2 separate regions of the Homo sapiens genome follow, and region 2 is linked to region 1. A link is a contact called in ENCODE Hi-C or POLR2A ChIA-PET data. All regions are on one chromosome and are shown on one strand. The core of a region is the stretch at or near the end of the contact, and the rest is flanking DNA. Distances in the headings are between cores, read along the strand shown.

Region 1 (3,541 bases), core at 494-2,993:
CATAGTATTGTAATTATTTGTATGTATTTCTCTGCCATGAAAGGTTAAGAAGACCTTGAGAGCAAAAATTGTTTCTTATTTACTCTTTTTTTTTTGAGACAGAGTCTTACTCTGCTACCCAGGCTCGAGTGCAGTGGTGCAATCTCAGCTCACTGCAACCTCCACCTCACGGGTTCTAGCGATTCTCCTGCTTCAGCCTCCCGAATAGCTGGGATTATAGGTGTGTGCCATCACACCTGGCTAATTTTTGTATTTTTAGTAGAGATAGAGTTTTGCCATGCTGGCTAGGCTGGTCTTGAACCCCTGACCTCAAGTGATCTGCCCACCTCGGCCTCCCAAAGTGCTGGGATTACAGGCGTGAGCCACCGCTCCCAGCCTCTTACTCACTTTTCAGTTCCCAACACATAGTGCATAGCTTGGCATATATGTTGGCACTTCATATGCTAATTGGTGGCTGATGTAATAACCCACATCAGCATGTTATAAACTAAAAGGACCTCTAAAAAGTAACAAAACCAATTCCTCCTTCATCTGTTGGGGAATTACATTTTTTGCTTATTTTTATTTATTTTTATTTTTATTTTTCTGTTTTAAAGACCGTCAGAAGAGTGATTGCTACAACCTCTTCACCTTCTTTATTTCTGATTCTAGCCCCCATCCATGCATGTTTTTTCTCTCTGAGAAAATGCTCTTAAATTTTCAAAAACATGAAACATAATTTTCACAAAATCTATCTTTATTTTGGCTGTTTCCTGGTTATCTGAGCTCTATGTGGCACAAAAATTTATTTCTACCTCTGAAGTCTCACTACAGATAGAGGGCTTTTCCTTGCCATAAGATATGTGATGACCCCAAGGGTGCACATTGGTCTCATAAGGAAGGAGCAGATGAAGATGATGCTTGGCTTAGTATTTCAGACAGAACAAATGCATGTGCACTGATTTGTACCTTCTAATCAATTACCAATGCTTTATTTCCCTATAAGAAGAAATATACATAAATGCTTTGATTCTCATTTAACAGATTGGAAAACTAAGAAACAGAAAGAGTAAATGATTTGGCTCAAACTTTATTGTCCTAGAGTTTAAAATTCAATTCAAAATTTTCACCTTCCGGACTGCACTCAAATCCAAGGCCAATTTTTCAGAAAATGGGTTGCAGCTCTAATATTTTCTTTATCAAGATAATCAGGTCATCCCTTTAAATAACTCCTTTCTTCTTTAGAAGTGACATTAATATACAACTATCCTGAAAGCTTATATGCAAAACAAGCTAATAAAAAGATCTGGCTTTTTTTTTTTTTTCTGAAGTCTTTACTTAATAAGGATATTCACAGATAATTGGCAATACTGTCTGGACAAAGAGTTACAGCTTCGTCGTCAAAACACATAGCCTGCTTGTGCAAATTAGCTTAAGAAATTTCCCATTTCTAAGAGGATAGGCCAGCTGCCAGCTCTTTAAGAAAGAAAAACACACCCTCTTAGAACACGAGTCATTAAATATTACATAAAGGGTACGTACACACACACAGGCATTTTAAAAAATTGCTCAAGACCTTCCAAAACGTCTCTTCACCACACATAGGGTACACATTTTGTCAAGATCAAGTTGTTTTTTTTCTTATGCATACCACTTACCAATAGTATTGCTACATGAGAAGGCTAAAGATGTACTGTAAACAAGAGTGCCTAACAGACAGAGCAGATGACTCAGAACTGATTTTGAAGTAGAGTTTACACTTGTAAGTTGAACTTAGTGCCTGCACCTGCTTACTTGTCAGCCCTGTTTTGAAAACAGATTGGCTGACCTTTATGCCTATAGTTATTTTCTAAATCTCATACCTGAAATGCAACCTTCTTAGAGAAAGAAGACCTAACCAATGTTTTTAGCACAGGTGGATTAAAATGGCCGTTCTTTGGAAATGTGGATTGAAAGTGTGAACAAGGACAGAAGTGTGCCCACCAAACCAAAACACAAGACCAGAGGCAATGTGACTTGCCAGAACTCAGCGTGGACATTTGAGTGGCTCCTGTCCAGTCCATGTCATAAATGAGTGCAGTGGGTGCCTTTATTCTTTTTACTGTGAACACTCAAAAGTATTGAGACATTACAAGCAGAGAGATAGTTAACAATTGAAATAAGACCAAAATAGTTCCAAAATCTAAAGGCAAAGGAATTCAGATGTCTCAACATGCTTCCCTAAAAAGCGAGTTCAAAGTACACAATAAAAAATAAGAAGATAACTGCTTTGATTTACAAGAATATTTCATTGATTTGCTTCTTAATTGCTTTGGGACAACAGATTCCTCAGAACAATGTCATATTTATTTTTCTATGTTAGCCAGAAAGTGAAAAAGAACTACTGAGTTGGAACAAGAATGTTTTCCCTTTACAAAATTAATGATTTCATCATAAATATTATGGTAACACTTTCCAAGAGTCTCAAAGTTTAATCCATCATATTTTTAGTAGTTAATTTAACAAAGTGGAATCTCAACTTTCAAATTCCTTTTCTTTTATATTGGAAGAATATTTGCCTATTTCATACTACTTTTTTTAAGCTTTTTTTTTTTAAATAAAGCACTTTTGGAAGGAAAATTTGCATATGTTTTTCAGGCTAAATCTGCTTCTTTTTAAAAACAAAAACTAATCTTAAAAAAGTAAATGCAGACAAGCAATTAAAAGGCTTTCCTTATTTGAAAAGCAACTTTTTCTCTCGTGTGGTTTATCAGTGAGCTCAAATGGACTTATATTGATAATTAAAATGATCTGTAGGGTCTTGCCCTAGTTAAAAAGCCACGTTAAAATGTGAGTGCTTGATATTAAAAGTTACACTTCCGGCCTGGCGCGGTGGCTCACGCCTGTAATCCCAGCACTTTGGGAGGCCGAGGCAGTTGGATCACGAGGTCAGGAGATCGAGACCATCCTGGCAAACATGGTGAGACCCCGTCTCTACTAAAAATACAAAAAAATAGAGGGGCGTGGTGGCGGGCGCCTGCAGTCCTAGCTACTTGGGAGCCTGAGGCAGGAGAATGGCTTGAACTTGGGAGGCGGAGCCGAGATCGCGCCACTGCGCTCCAGCCTGGTCGACAGAGCAAGACTCCGTCTCATAAAATAAATAAATAAATAAATAAAATAAAAGCTACACTTCCACCTAAGTATAATGCAGCAGCTGTGAAATGGTGGGTGATGAGGACATTGTTTCCTTACATTAATTTTTTTTTTTTTTTGAGACGGAGTTTCGCTCTTGTTGCCCAGGCTGGAGTGCAGTGGCGCGATCTCGGCTCATGGCAACCTCCGCCTCCCGGGTTCAAGCGATTCTCCTGCCTTAGCCTCCCGAGTAGCTGGGACTACAGGCGCCCGCCACCATACCGGCTAATTTTGTATTTTTAGTTGAGACGGGGTTTCTCCATGTTGGTCAGGCTGGTCTTGAACTCCTGACCTCAGGTGATCCACCCGCCTCGGCCTCCCAAAGTGCTGGGATTACAGGCGTGAGCCACCGACCCTGGTTCCTTACATTAATTCTTATGAGGGACATCAT
Region 2 (3,884 bases), core at 720-3,219, 47 kb before region 1:
TATTTGGATATCAGCAAGATTTTTAAGATAGACACTGCTCTCTTGCTAGACAAAGTTGTAGTAAAGGACAGGGTTACCTTACAGATCTAGGACACAGCAGGATAAGTCAAGCTCCAACCCCTTGGTGAGACCTTCTCCAGAGAAGCAGACCGCTGAGGGACAGTTTTTGATGTCTGTGTCCTATCTAACATATACAAAACTCTTAACAGCTGGAGAGATGAATGATTCATCTAAACCCATCCCAGGAGTCCTGAAATCTTCCCCTTTGTTGCAGTGAGACACATTAACTGGAGGAGAGATGGCCTCCTGCAAATCTCCATCACAGTCAACCCTCCCATCTTCTTGTTCCACTTCCCTGTCACTCACCTATGAGATTTGGAGATAGGCTAATTTGGTCACATTATTCCTCAGCTGGTCCCTTTTGGAGAAATCTTTTTAGGTATTTTGGTCACCAACTTATTCCCTTCCTTAAAGTAATTTTTGTTAAATTCTCACCACCCTCTTAACTTTTAATTCCTCTTCCTCTTTTCCTCCTCCTCCTCCCTTTCTTTCCTCTTCCTCTTTCTCTTTCTCTTCCTTTTCTCTCTTTCTCTCAGTTGATAACTGTGCCTACCACACCTCCAGGAAACATAAACCATCAATTTTATAACCTAAAATCCAATCAACCTCCATACACATCCATTCTTCCGTTCCTCCCATGACAGAAGAAGAGGAGCCCTTCTAGGCAAAGCTAATTCTGCTGCTTTTGTCCTTATCCTGTTTACTCCTGCTTATCCTGGAGTCTGTGCCGTCTTTTATTGTCTCTCCTCTGCCTTTTCACTCCTCCTTCTCCATGAGCATCTTTCCCTTACTATAAAACATAACTAACTTGCTCCCACTGATGAATATCTTTTCTTTCTTCTTAATTCCACTTTATTTCCCAGGTGTCTGTGGAGCGTGTGCTATGTGCCAGACACTGTGCTGGGTGATGAGAATACTTTGGGAAATGAAACATCCAAACCCTGGCTTCAGGGAGCTTACAGTCTAGTGAGAGAGCAGATGATAAGTAGGCATCTAAATATAAATTTATAAATTTCCACAAATAGGGCACAGTGCTAGAGAGTAAACAGGGAGTCCTCTAAGTTAGGGTAGCCAGGAAAAAGCTCTTATCATTCCATCACTTCCATTACTGGAGTGCAGACTGTTATCTCTCACCTGGGTTCTAATGAATTCTTAACTGGATTCTCTGCTTACAAATTCCCTTTTTTGGTCCTTTTCACGTATTACTACCATAGTTCAGTGTCTAAAGCAGATCCAAACTTGTCATTCCTCTATTTGTGCCTTCAGTAGTTTCTCAATACCTGCAAGCCCAGATACTTGAGCCCAACATTTTAAAACACCTAGATGAGTAAACAGACTAGAGATTGCTCTATAAACAGAGACCAGTGCTGTGAGCAATGTTTGGTGCTGATGTTAATCTCCAGAACTCCCCTGGGCTTGTTATTTTTGACAGCCATTCTCTATTTTGATTTGTCTTCTTTAACAAAACAAAACCAAATGAAGAATGAAGAGCATCCAATGGAGGACCTAGAGCAATTGCATTCTCTCCTATGACTACTAAGTAGTTCTAAGAAACAGGTTAGGCTGTGGAACCTGCAAAGTGGAGAAGAAAGTGGCTGAAACTCTGGAGAAAGAAAAGGCCACACAGTTGACTGCTGCAGGAGACCAAATTTGACATTCTTCTTTAAAATGCTATTAGGAAAACTGGTCAACTAAAACAAAAAGAAACTAAATTTCATGAATTTCTCATTTGGTGAAATGGGCTTTTGTGAATTGGCCATTGAGTGAGTTTTCTTCAAGAGTCTAGGGGAATTTGACATTCTGACTATTTGACAGACTCCACCAGGGGGAAGTGAGTTATATGAGTCAAGATTAATGGCATGGGCAGAGGAGCTTCTGTCCCACTTCCTTTTTAGTAGCTGAGAGCATACTGTGTCTCTTGTTGCCTCTCTGTCAGCTTGTGGATAGCAAAGTGTGGGCCTAAACTTCACGCTTCCAATACGCCGCCAAAGAGAACATGGAACTTGATTGAGGGCCTGATTAGGAGCTTGATAGAAGATGTCTTGACAAAAAAGATGAGATGACCTGTTAGTGGTGAGCCAGAGATGGTTCACCGGGTCAGAGACCTGCCTATTAAATTATAAGAAACTTTGCAAGCCAGTTGTTAAACACAGCAATACTTAAAAACAAAGATATTTCAACTTACATTTAAATTAATTCTATTAAAAATAAAGACAAGAAATATTCAAAATTGTCACTCCATAGTTATTAGACTACATTTTACATATTATCTATGTTCTTGAGCTTATATGTATCTATTGTATCTGTAAGGCAGATCTTTTTCCAACTTCACATTTGGTGACACCACACTGGTACCTTGAAATGCCAAGGCAGAAATGTTTGCACCACAAAAGTCTGCAAATACCACAAATCAGGGCTCAAGTGACTCAGAACCAACTGCTAATCATACTGCGGTCTACACTGCAGGGCAGACTTCCTGTTTGAAGAGCTAGGAGAGGTTAGCACAGTGACTCATGCCTGTAATCTCAGCACTTTGAGAGGCCAACTGGGGTGGACCACTTGAGGTCAGGAGTTCGAGGCCAGCCTGGCCAACATAGTGAAACCCCATCTCTATTAAAAATTAAAAAAAAAAAAATTAGCCAGGCATGGTGGCACATGCCTGTAATCCCAGCTACTTAGGAGGCTGACACACGAGAATTGCTTGAACCCAGAAAGTGGAGGTCAAAGTAAATGGCACCACTGCACTCCAGCCTGTGCGACGAAGTGAGACTCTGCCTCAAAAAAAAAGAGCTAGGAAAGTCACACTGGACCTCTGCAGCACTAACAAGGTAAGGTCATGTCAGCAAGGATAAGAATGGTCCATGCATTACACCAGTTACAGGCTTCAGTTCATATGCCAGCAGAACACCCCAAAATTGCACCAGTCCCTCCCAGTGGTCATGAGTCCAGGGAGCAGCGCGGACCAGCCATGACACAGCAGAGACCAACAATGTCAAAAGGATGCCAAGAACTCCCAATGTCCTCTGTCCTGCTGAAGTCGCTTAAGCCTCACATTCAGATGTCATCTTGAAGAGAAACAGAGTGAGCAGAAACCTGAGAGACTGAGCACTTTATCTAAAAGAGATAAAGAATTTACCTAAAGTCATGATTTTCTTTATAAAATTGAATAAAATTCTGGTGAGACTAAAACTGCACTTGTCACCCTTTGGGTTGGGGGTGGTTGAGTGAGGATGATCTTTGCTGACAACAGACCTAGTATATAAAAAAGGAGCCATACTTTGTTGTTGTTGCGTATTTGAAAACAGCGTAAATAACTTTACACTTCTGCTACAGTGGTGATTTTGAACTTTTTTCTCTTTCTGTGACTCTAGCCAAAGAGATAGTGAACTTTTATTAAGGGATAAATACTATTAGTATCTTCCATTTGCAGATAAAGAAATCAAGCCTCAGAAAGTCTCTGTAACTTATACAAGATGACCCAACCAGGAAGAGGATGAGTCAGGTCTTGAAAGGAATGTTGGTATGTCTGCAAGCGTTCCGCCCTGGTTTTACTGCTTGTTATCAACCCTTTTCAGGCCTTTTCTAGGTCCTTTTGGCTGTATAGGTACTTCTGCAAGAACTGAGACAAAACAGGAGAGAGCATCCTCTCAGGGAAGCATCTGGAAGAGGTAACCTGGGGACAAGTCAAGTCAGGAAGACTATTACTTTAGAAACTGACCATGAATACTTTAGGATCTAGGACAAGAAATGAAATGTCACTAGAAAGGAAGTTGAGATCAGAAACTAAGTGCACAAATCATGAAGAAGGTAAATGGGCCACAGGA

Evidence for each region. Hi-C counts contacts between places; a loop is a spot of excess contacts on that map. ChIA-PET counts read pairs that join two places held with the same protein, here RNA polymerase II (POLR2A). Pooled maps may share reads with other maps.
Region 2: a map of PC-9 shows a loop between it and region 1 (2.1-fold over the local background). The contact joins two enhancer-like sites. A Hi-C loop is called at or near these places in 9 of 168 maps with a recorded cell type or tissue (CD8-positive, alpha-beta T cell, IMR-90, MCF 10A and 6 more), 2 of 37 single-sample maps with no recorded cell type and 16 of 50 pooled maps. POLR2A ChIA-PET finds 5 or more read pairs at or near these places in 7 of 52 experiments (GM12878, IMR-90, MCF 10A and 3 more).

The regions. Positions count from the first base shown.
Region 1 is chr9:72,394,898-72,398,438 of GRCh38, reverse strand. No RefSeq gene overlaps it. Among named protein-coding and RNA genes, the nearest start is that of ZFAND5, 31 kb to the right of the region's middle. Within about 2 kb of position 1,743, at least 4 of the 41 ENCODE cell types and tissues checked have a DNase peak (open chromatin) inside an H3K27ac peak, as active enhancers do; they include PC-9, where a contact is called at or near this core.
Region 2 is chr9:72,442,141-72,446,024 of GRCh38, reverse strand. No RefSeq gene overlaps it. Among named protein-coding and RNA genes, the nearest start is that of TMC1, 78 kb to the left of the region's middle. RefSeq lists an enhancer at 1,573-1,832. Within about 2 kb of position 1,969, at least 9 of the 41 ENCODE cell types and tissues checked have a DNase peak (open chromatin) inside an H3K27ac peak, as active enhancers do; they include PC-9, where a contact is called at or near this core.